2 separate regions of the Homo sapiens genome follow, and region 2 is linked to region 1. A link is an interaction called in ENCODE POLR2A ChIA-PET data of the cell type or tissue named here. Cell type or tissue: B cell. All regions are shown on one strand.

What was found. ChIA-PET counts read pairs that join two places held together with the same protein. Peaks named below come from ENCODE experiments on the same cell type or tissue, not always from the same donor. Only the 100,000 strongest peaks of a DNase experiment are listed, where the experiment ranks them.
Region 2: POLR2A ChIA-PET joins it to region 1 with 7 read pairs; 4 of 35 experiments call an interaction of 5 or more read pairs at or near these places.

The regions. Positions count from the first base shown.
Region 1 is chr20:33,464,468-33,468,467 of GRCh38, forward strand. No RefSeq gene overlaps it. Among named protein-coding and RNA genes, the nearest start is that of SNTA1, 23 kb to the left of the region's middle. In B cell, no CTCF peak of the experiment used is centred here; a DNase peak (open chromatin) is centred at 1,854; H3K4me3 peaks cover 558 bases; H3K27ac peaks cover 1,552 bases.
Region 2 is chr20:33,521,026-33,525,025 of GRCh38, forward strand. All of the region lies in intron 1 of CBFA2T2 (CBFA2/RUNX1 partner transcriptional co-repressor 2), which reads left to right. Among named protein-coding and RNA genes, the nearest start is that of CBFA2T2, 33 kb to the left of the region's middle. In B cell, no CTCF peak of the experiment used is centred here; no DNase peak of the experiment used is centred here.

The sequences.
Region 1 (4,000 bases):
GTCTGTAATCCCAGTACATGAGAGGCTGAGGCAGGAGAATCACTTGAACCCAGGAGGCGGAGGTTGCAGTGAGCCAAGATCGTGCCACTGCACTCCAGCCTGGGCAACACAGAGACTTCATCTTGAAAGGAAGAAGGAAGGAAAGCTGGGCACTATGGCTCATGCCTGTAATCCCAGCACTTTGGGAGGCCGAAGCAGGCAGATCACGAGGTCAGGAGATCGAGACCATCCCGGCTAACACGGTGAAACCTGTTTCTACTAAAAATACAAAAAATTAGCCAGGTGTGGTGGCAAGTACCTGTAGTCCCAGCTACATGGGAGGCTGAGGTAGGAGAATCACTTGAACCCGGGAGGCGGAGGTTACAGTGACCTGAGATCGTGCCACTGCACTCCAGCCTCGGCGACAGAGAGAGAGAGAGAGAGAAACAGAGAGAAAGAAAGGAAGGAAAGAAAGCGAGAGAGAGAGAGGGGGAGAGAGAGAGAGAGAGAGAGAGAGAGGAAGGAAGGAAGGAAGGAAGGAAGGAAGGAAGGAAGGAAGGAAAGAAGGAAGGAGAAAATCAAGGATGATGAGGTTTAGGACGCACGTACTGAGTCCTTACTATCTGCCAGATGCCTTCCTTGCATTATCTTTCCTCATCCTCAGGACTGTTCTCTATGATGAGGCCTCAGGGGGCTGCATTTCAGCTGGGGAAATTGAGAGCTTAGGTGATCTGCCCAAGGACTCACTCTCAGTAGCAGATCTGGATTAACGCAGGTAGGCCTGACTCCCAAGCCTAACCTCCTAACCATGAGGCTCTTCTGCAAGCATCCTCCACTCTAGGCCTCAGTTTCCCCATTCATAGCAGTCAGAGACTCTGTTGATGAGGGCTCACTGAGAGCCAGACACCAGTTTGCCACCTGGCCCATTGCACTTAATCCTATTACTGCATTTGAATCTATGACATGTTATAACCACGGGGCCATGCTGCCTTGGTTTTACCTGCTCACTCTCAAGTTGATGATAAGTGAGTTTCCAAGTCCAAGAGTCTCCAGGAACGTTGCAGACTTCCTCTACAAACAGGATCAGGAAGAGAAGATCTCAGCAGAAAGGCACCCCGGGGTGGGACAGGCCAGGGCTGAGAGTGATTGGGCAGCCACAGACTAGACTAGCCAAGCTGGTCAGGGTCAGGGTGGGGGTGCAGTATAGAGGATCCTTTGTCAGGGCAGAAGCTGCAAGCCTCCCCATCCCCACCATCTGGCTCCAGCTCCAGCCCAGTGATGCATGATGAGGAGAATGTTGGGGGGGTGTTGCTGAGGGCTGCCCACCTGCTCTGCCTCCTGGGATAAGCCAACCCGAGACCTCCCAGGCCCATCTGGCTAACACATCCCTAGGCCCTGACCACCCCTGGGACTCCTTTTGACAGACTGAAATTGGCCGGGAGTGTGGCCAGCCTGTCAGGGTCACAGGTCACCATTAATCTGCCAGAACAAGGGAGGGCAGGCGGGTGGGCAAGCAGCCGGTGTGGGCAAAGCCCTGGCAGTTCCTGCCGTCTGCTGTGGTGGCTGTGGAGAGAGGCTTTCCTCTTCTGGGAGGCAGGGAGATGGATTAGAAAGAATCTAGGACCCTAGGAAAATTGAAGATACTCACGTCTCACTACCCAGCAATTCCACTTCTAGGTGGGGCCCCAGTGAAACTCACCCCTGTGCACAAGGTGTCATTGAAGCATAGCATGTGATAGTGAAATACCAGAAGAAAAGTAAGCGCCCATCAATAGGGAACAGGATAAATATAAAAACTGAGACAATCATATTCAATGATTAAGGCTGAGAACTGAGGTCCTCTATGTCAACAAGATTTGACTGTTTCAAGAAATTCTTACCTGGAAAGATAAGACTGTAAACCAATAAATAGCCTCACCGTTTGCCTCAGGAAACTCTTGCAAACCAATTTTTTTTTTTTTTTTTGCAAGAAGTTGGTTCACCTTGGCAAATACTTCCCTTTTTCAGACAACACTTTACTCTTCAATGTATCAAGAGCTTCTTCTCAAATGGTGAGCACTCCTAAGCTCTTTTTTTTTTTTTTTTTTCAGACAGTCTCACTGTCACCCAGGCTGAAGTGCAGTGGTGCAATCTCAGCTCACTGCAACCTCCGCCTCCTGGGTTCAAGCCATTCTCCCGTCTCAGCCTCCCAAGTAGCTGGGATTACAGGCGCCCACCACCACGCCTGGCTAATTTTTGTATTTTTAGTAGAGATGGGGTTTCCCCATGTTGGTCAGGCTGGCCTCAAACTCCTGGCCCCAGGTGATCCACCCACCTCGGCCTCCCAAAGTGCTGGGATTATAGGTGTGAGCCACCACACCCGGCCACTTTTTTTTTTTAAGGGACAGCATCTTCCTTTGATGCCCAGGCTGGAGTGCAGTGGCATGGTCATAGCTCCCTGCAGCCTTGAACTCTTGGTCTCAAGCATTCCTCCCACCTCAGCCTCTCAAGTAGCTGGGACTTACAGGTGTGTGCCACCACACCTGGCTAATGTTTAAACTTTTTGTAGAGATGGGGTCTCACTATGTTGACCAGGCTCATGGGATGTTTTTGTTTTTGTTTTTGTTTTACTCTTGTTGCCCAGGCGGGAGTGCAATGGAACCATCTCGGTTCACTGTAAACTCCACCTCCTGGGTTCAAGCGATTCTCCTGCCACAGCCTCCAGAGTAGCTGAGGTTACAGGCATGCGCCACCACCCCCAGCAAATTTTTTAGTAGAGGCAGGGTTTCTCCATGTTGGTCAGGCTGGTCTTGAACTCCCGGCCTCAGGTGATCCGCTCACCTCAGCCCCCCAAAGTGCTGGGAATCCAGATATGAGCCACTGGTCCCAGCCACAAACAAATGGCATAATTTCTTTTTTTTTCTTTTTATTTTTTGACACGGAGTTTCGCTTTTTTGCCCAGGCTGGAGTGCAGTGCTGCGATCTCGGCTCACTGCAACCTCAGCCTCCTGGGTTCAAGCTATTCTCTTGCCTCAGCCACCCCCCGAGGAGCTGGGATTACAGGCATGTGCCACCACACCTGGCTAATTTTTGTATTTTTAGTAGAGAGGGGGTTTCACCGTGTTGGCCAGGCTGGTCTCGAACTCCTGACCTCAGATAATCCACCCATCTTGGCCTCCCAAAGTGCTGGAATTACAGGTGTGAGGCACCGCGCCCGGCCATGGGCTGTTTTTATAATAGCCATCCGATGGGTGTTTAAAGTGGGATTTAAAAAAAATACGGGCCAGATGTGGCTCACACCTTTAATCCCAGCACTTGAGGAGGCTGAGGCAGATGGATTACTTGAGCTCAGGAGTTCGAGACCAGCCTGGCCAACATGGCGAAACCCCATCTCTACTAAAAACACAAAAATTAGCCAGGCGTGGGGCAGGTGCCTGTAATCCCTGCTACTGGAGAGGCTGAGGCAAGAGAATCCCTTGAACCTGGGAGGCAGAGGTTGCAGTGAGCCAAGACTTCCTCTCAAAAAAAAAAAAAATACAGATGGGATGGGCCAGTGCAGTGGCTCACGCCTGTAATCCCAACACTTTGGGAGGCTGAGGTGAGCAGATCACTTGAGGTTAGGAGTTTGAGACCAGCCTGGCCAACATGGTGAAACCCCGTCTCTACTAAAAATACAAAATTAGCTGGGCATGGTAGCGTGCACCTGTAATCTCAGCTACTTGGGAGGTTGAGGTAGGAGAATCGCTTGAACTTGGGAGGCACAGGTTGGAGTGAGCCTAGATCACACCATTGCACTCCAGTCTGGGTGACAGAGCAAGACCATGTCTCAAAAAATAAAAAAATACAGATGGACCACGACTTACACCTATAATCCCAACACTTTAGGAGTCCGAAGCAGGCAGATGACCTGAGATCAGGAATTTGAGACCAGCCTGGGCAACATGGTGAAACCCCGTCTCTACTAAAAAGACAAAAAAGTAGCCTGGCCTAGTGGCGCATGCCTATAATCCCAGCTACTCAGAGGGCTGAGACAGTAGAATTG
Region 2 (4,000 bases), 57 kb after region 1:
TTACCAATATTGATGAGTCTTTCTTAATGGGGGGACATTTCTCGGAGGATTTAAGTATAGGTTAAGTCGATTTAAGGCTTTAGGGGGAGAAGAAAACATTTCTCAATTATAAAGTATACAACTAGGAAGAAATTCTTATTTCTCATATTCTGTTTATTTAGCACTATCCATTCATTTAGCACATTTACTTGTATTGACACTACCATGCTTATGAAGCCGTGATGGCTAGGGAGTAATGAGCTTGTTTTGCTAGTGTTATCTTCTATAAATGTTCTAAATTAAGTAGTTGGGGAAGTGGTTAATGACAACCAAATTTGTAATCTAGGATTGTTACCCTCTAATCAATTCTTTTTAAATTTCTTCCTGACATTTATCTTGTTATAATAATAACTCTCTGACATTATTATTATAACAAAATTGTTGTATTTGTGTTTTGGGGATAAAAGGCATATTTTAGCATCCTATAGTTTAAAATGGTGTTTGTTTTAATCTGGGTGATAAGATGGAAATGCTGACCTGGGCTTGCCTGATCTACAGCTAACATTGTTCTAATAAACTGCATGGAGTCCAGGTGTTTTACTTTAACTGCAGCTGTACCATCTGTGGGAGCAGGTGGACAGATTCTGTGTCATCAGGAAAATACAGCTGGTGAGACTAAGGAGAAGAGCTAATTGATTGCTTTTCCAGCTCTCTCCAGTCATATATACCTAAGCATAGCATTTACCTTGGCACAGGTGTTGCCTTTGGTCTGGATAGTAACAGCAAAATTGAACAAAAAAAGATGTAAATTTGAGCTGCGTGTGTGTGTGTGTGTGTGTGTGTTTCTTGGTTGGCATTGAGAAAGATAATTTAAGGGTTTTTTGTTTGTTTGTTTAGGTTTTATTTTTGTTTTTAGTTACTTGAAGATATTTCCAGCTCGTTAACTTCTCTGAGAGAGTTCCTTGTAAGGCTACTTATAAATAGTAGTATATATATATATAGTTTATGGCAGGGAAGATCTGGGAAGTAAGCAAAAAGAGCCTTTAGTTAGGCAACATAGAACAAAATAGAGGTCACAGGTTCCATGCACTGAAGAATGGAATTGAAATAGAGACTCCAGGGTCATAGACTCTTGGAAGGAAGACTAGAGTACATTCATGACCCTCACCCTTAATTACTTCACAGGTGAGAAAACCAAGAGCTACAGAAAATAAGTTATTCCTCAGTACCAGGGCCTGGTTCCTTGGAGAATTGGGTTAAAATTCAAAATAACCTTCTAAAAAATTCTTTCAGAAACGAGTAGTGAAAGCCAGTGGATCAAATTCAGTGATAGTTAACAGAGAAACAGCAGCATAGATAAGTAAGCCAATTTAATGTAGGGAGCAACCACTAGTGTACATGATCTCAGCTCATCTGGTACTACCAAGTAAAAATGAACCTGGGCCAGCCACAGTGACTCATGCCTGTACTCTCAGCGCTTTGGGAGGCCAAGGTGGGAGGATTGTTTGAGGCCAGGAATTTGAGACCATCCTGGTCAACATAGCAAGACCCTGTTTGTTTAAAAAAAAAAAATTAAAAAAATAAAAATTTAGCTGGGCTTCGTGATATGTGCCTGTAGTCCCAACCTACTTGGGAGGCTGAGGTGGGAGGATCATTTGAGCCCAGGAGTTCAAGGCTGCAGTGAGGCATGATTGCACCACTGCACTGCAGCCTAGGCAACTGAGTGAGACCCTGTCTCACAAAACTAATAAATAAGTAAATAAATAAAACAGAACCTGTATTATAGTGTTATTTTAGAAACAATTATACCATTGAGATGCATGAAGAGAGCTAGTAGTTTTGCCTATCATACTTAAGGTTTAACTTCTTCAGCTTAAGAGATATATGAGAGCAGCTTTTGAGAGGATTTAAAAGATCCCTAAAAAAAGAAAATCCAATGGAAAGGTTCAAAAACTTGTGTCTGATGAAGAGAAAATACAGAAGTTTGATAAGCCTTTAAGGATTGTTTTGTAGAAGTTGGCTAGTTGTATACTTATCCCTTTAGAACTAGACAGGAAGGGGCAAATTTACCTTAGCCATGGGGAATATAGATACGCATTGTAGATTCTGGGTATGAGCAGCAGCATTGCCACCTGGGAACTTGTTAAAAATGCAGAATCTGGGCTCTGGCCCAGACCTACTGAATTTGCATTTTAGTAAGATTTCCCAGGTGATTCATATGAACATTAAAATTTGAGACATATTGGGATAAATCATAGGCTTTATTTTTTATTTATTTATTTTTTTTTATATTTTGAGACAGTCTTGCTGTGTTGCCCAGGCTGGAGTGCAGTGGTGCAATCTTGGCTCACTGCAACCTCTGCCTCCTGGGTTCAAGCAGTTCTCCTGCCTCAGCCTCCCATATATGTTTGCAGCCTCCCTGAATTATAATTTAATTACAGAGTCTATCTTAATTAAATAATAAAGATCATTCTTATTTTTCAAAAGCATTTAAAAAAATGGGGTTCTTATCTAGATGAGAGAGGTTTTACTCCATAAGGATCACAGTCTAGTGATCCAATAAGCAAACAAACGTGTACTAAAACCCCAGGTGGGGATAAATACTTTGAAGAAAAATAAGCTAAGATTGGAGAGTCTTTCAGTTTAAGACCTAATTTATTCCCTATGTGTTGTGTTTTTTGTTTTGTTTTCTTTTTTTCCCAGGATGGAATTTCACCCTTGTCGCCCAGGCTGGAGTGCAGTGGCATGATCCTCACCGCAACCTCCGCCTCCCTGGTTCAAGCAATTCTCCTGCCTCAGCCTCCCGAGTAGCTGGGATTACAGGCATGCGCCACCACTCCCGGCTAATTTTGTATTTTTAGCAGAGACGGGGTTTCTCCATGTTGGTCAGACTGATCTCGAACTCCTGACCTGAGGTGATCCGCCCGCCTCGGCCTCCCAAAGTGCTGAGATTATAGGCATGAGCCACCACGCCCGGCCAGTGTGTTGTGCTTTTTTTTTAGTTTTTAATGGTTATCACTTGTAGGTAGGTTTTAGAGCAGACTTCAGTTTTTTGGGTTTTTTTGTCCCTCTTTTTTTGTTTTCTCGTTTTTTAGACTTCAGTTTTCAGGACAAAAATATGTACAGGTTTTAAAATTATTATTATTATTAAAAGAATTACCTTAACTCAGTGCCTGGCACATAGTTAACATTTAACTGGGAATGTTTCATAATAAATCTCAAGTAAGATCTTAAGAAAATCAACACTGATTGTTACCTGTCACAAGTCACGTGGGCTGAGATTTCTGGCTAGGCAGGAAAGAAAGAAAAGTTCAGTCTTTTGTTCTCTTTTTCATATTATTATGATTTTTGGATTCTGTGGATTCCAGAATCAGAGTTTGAACAGAGAAGTGGTTTCTACACTTTGTTGCATACCAGATGGGTATGGTTTTGGAATAATGAAGGGGCTTTCAGACTGTGGGTTCTTGAGTGATTTATGACATTTCTCCCGCTTTGTAGTTGTTTTTCTTGGAACTTGCCTAGATGGGCATGCCATGAACTTGCAAACGTTGTTCTCATTTTCAAATAAAATAATTTTGTTGCAATTTATTTTTAGGATTAAAAAAAAAATCCAGATGCTCACTTAAATACATAAGAAGACAAACCAGGATCAATCTTAATAGGAGAAAGGTATACATGTAGAGGGGAATTAACTTTATGCTTGCTATGCTAGAAATGAGCTGGTTGAGTTGCACTCAGGTAATAGTATGGTAAGGTATATTTTTTTGGTTAATTTGAAAAGAAAATGTATATATGTATGACTGCTATATATGTCAGAAAATGTGACAAATAGCTTTTTTTTGTTGTTGAGATGGAGCCTCACTGTGTTGCCCAGGCATGGAGTACAGTGGCACGATCTCAGCTCACTGCAACCCTTGCCTCCCGGGTTCAAGCAATTCTCCTGCCTCAGCCTCCCAAGTAGCTGGGCTTACAGGTGTGTGGCACCACGCCTGGCTAATTTTTGTATTTTTTAATAGAGAAG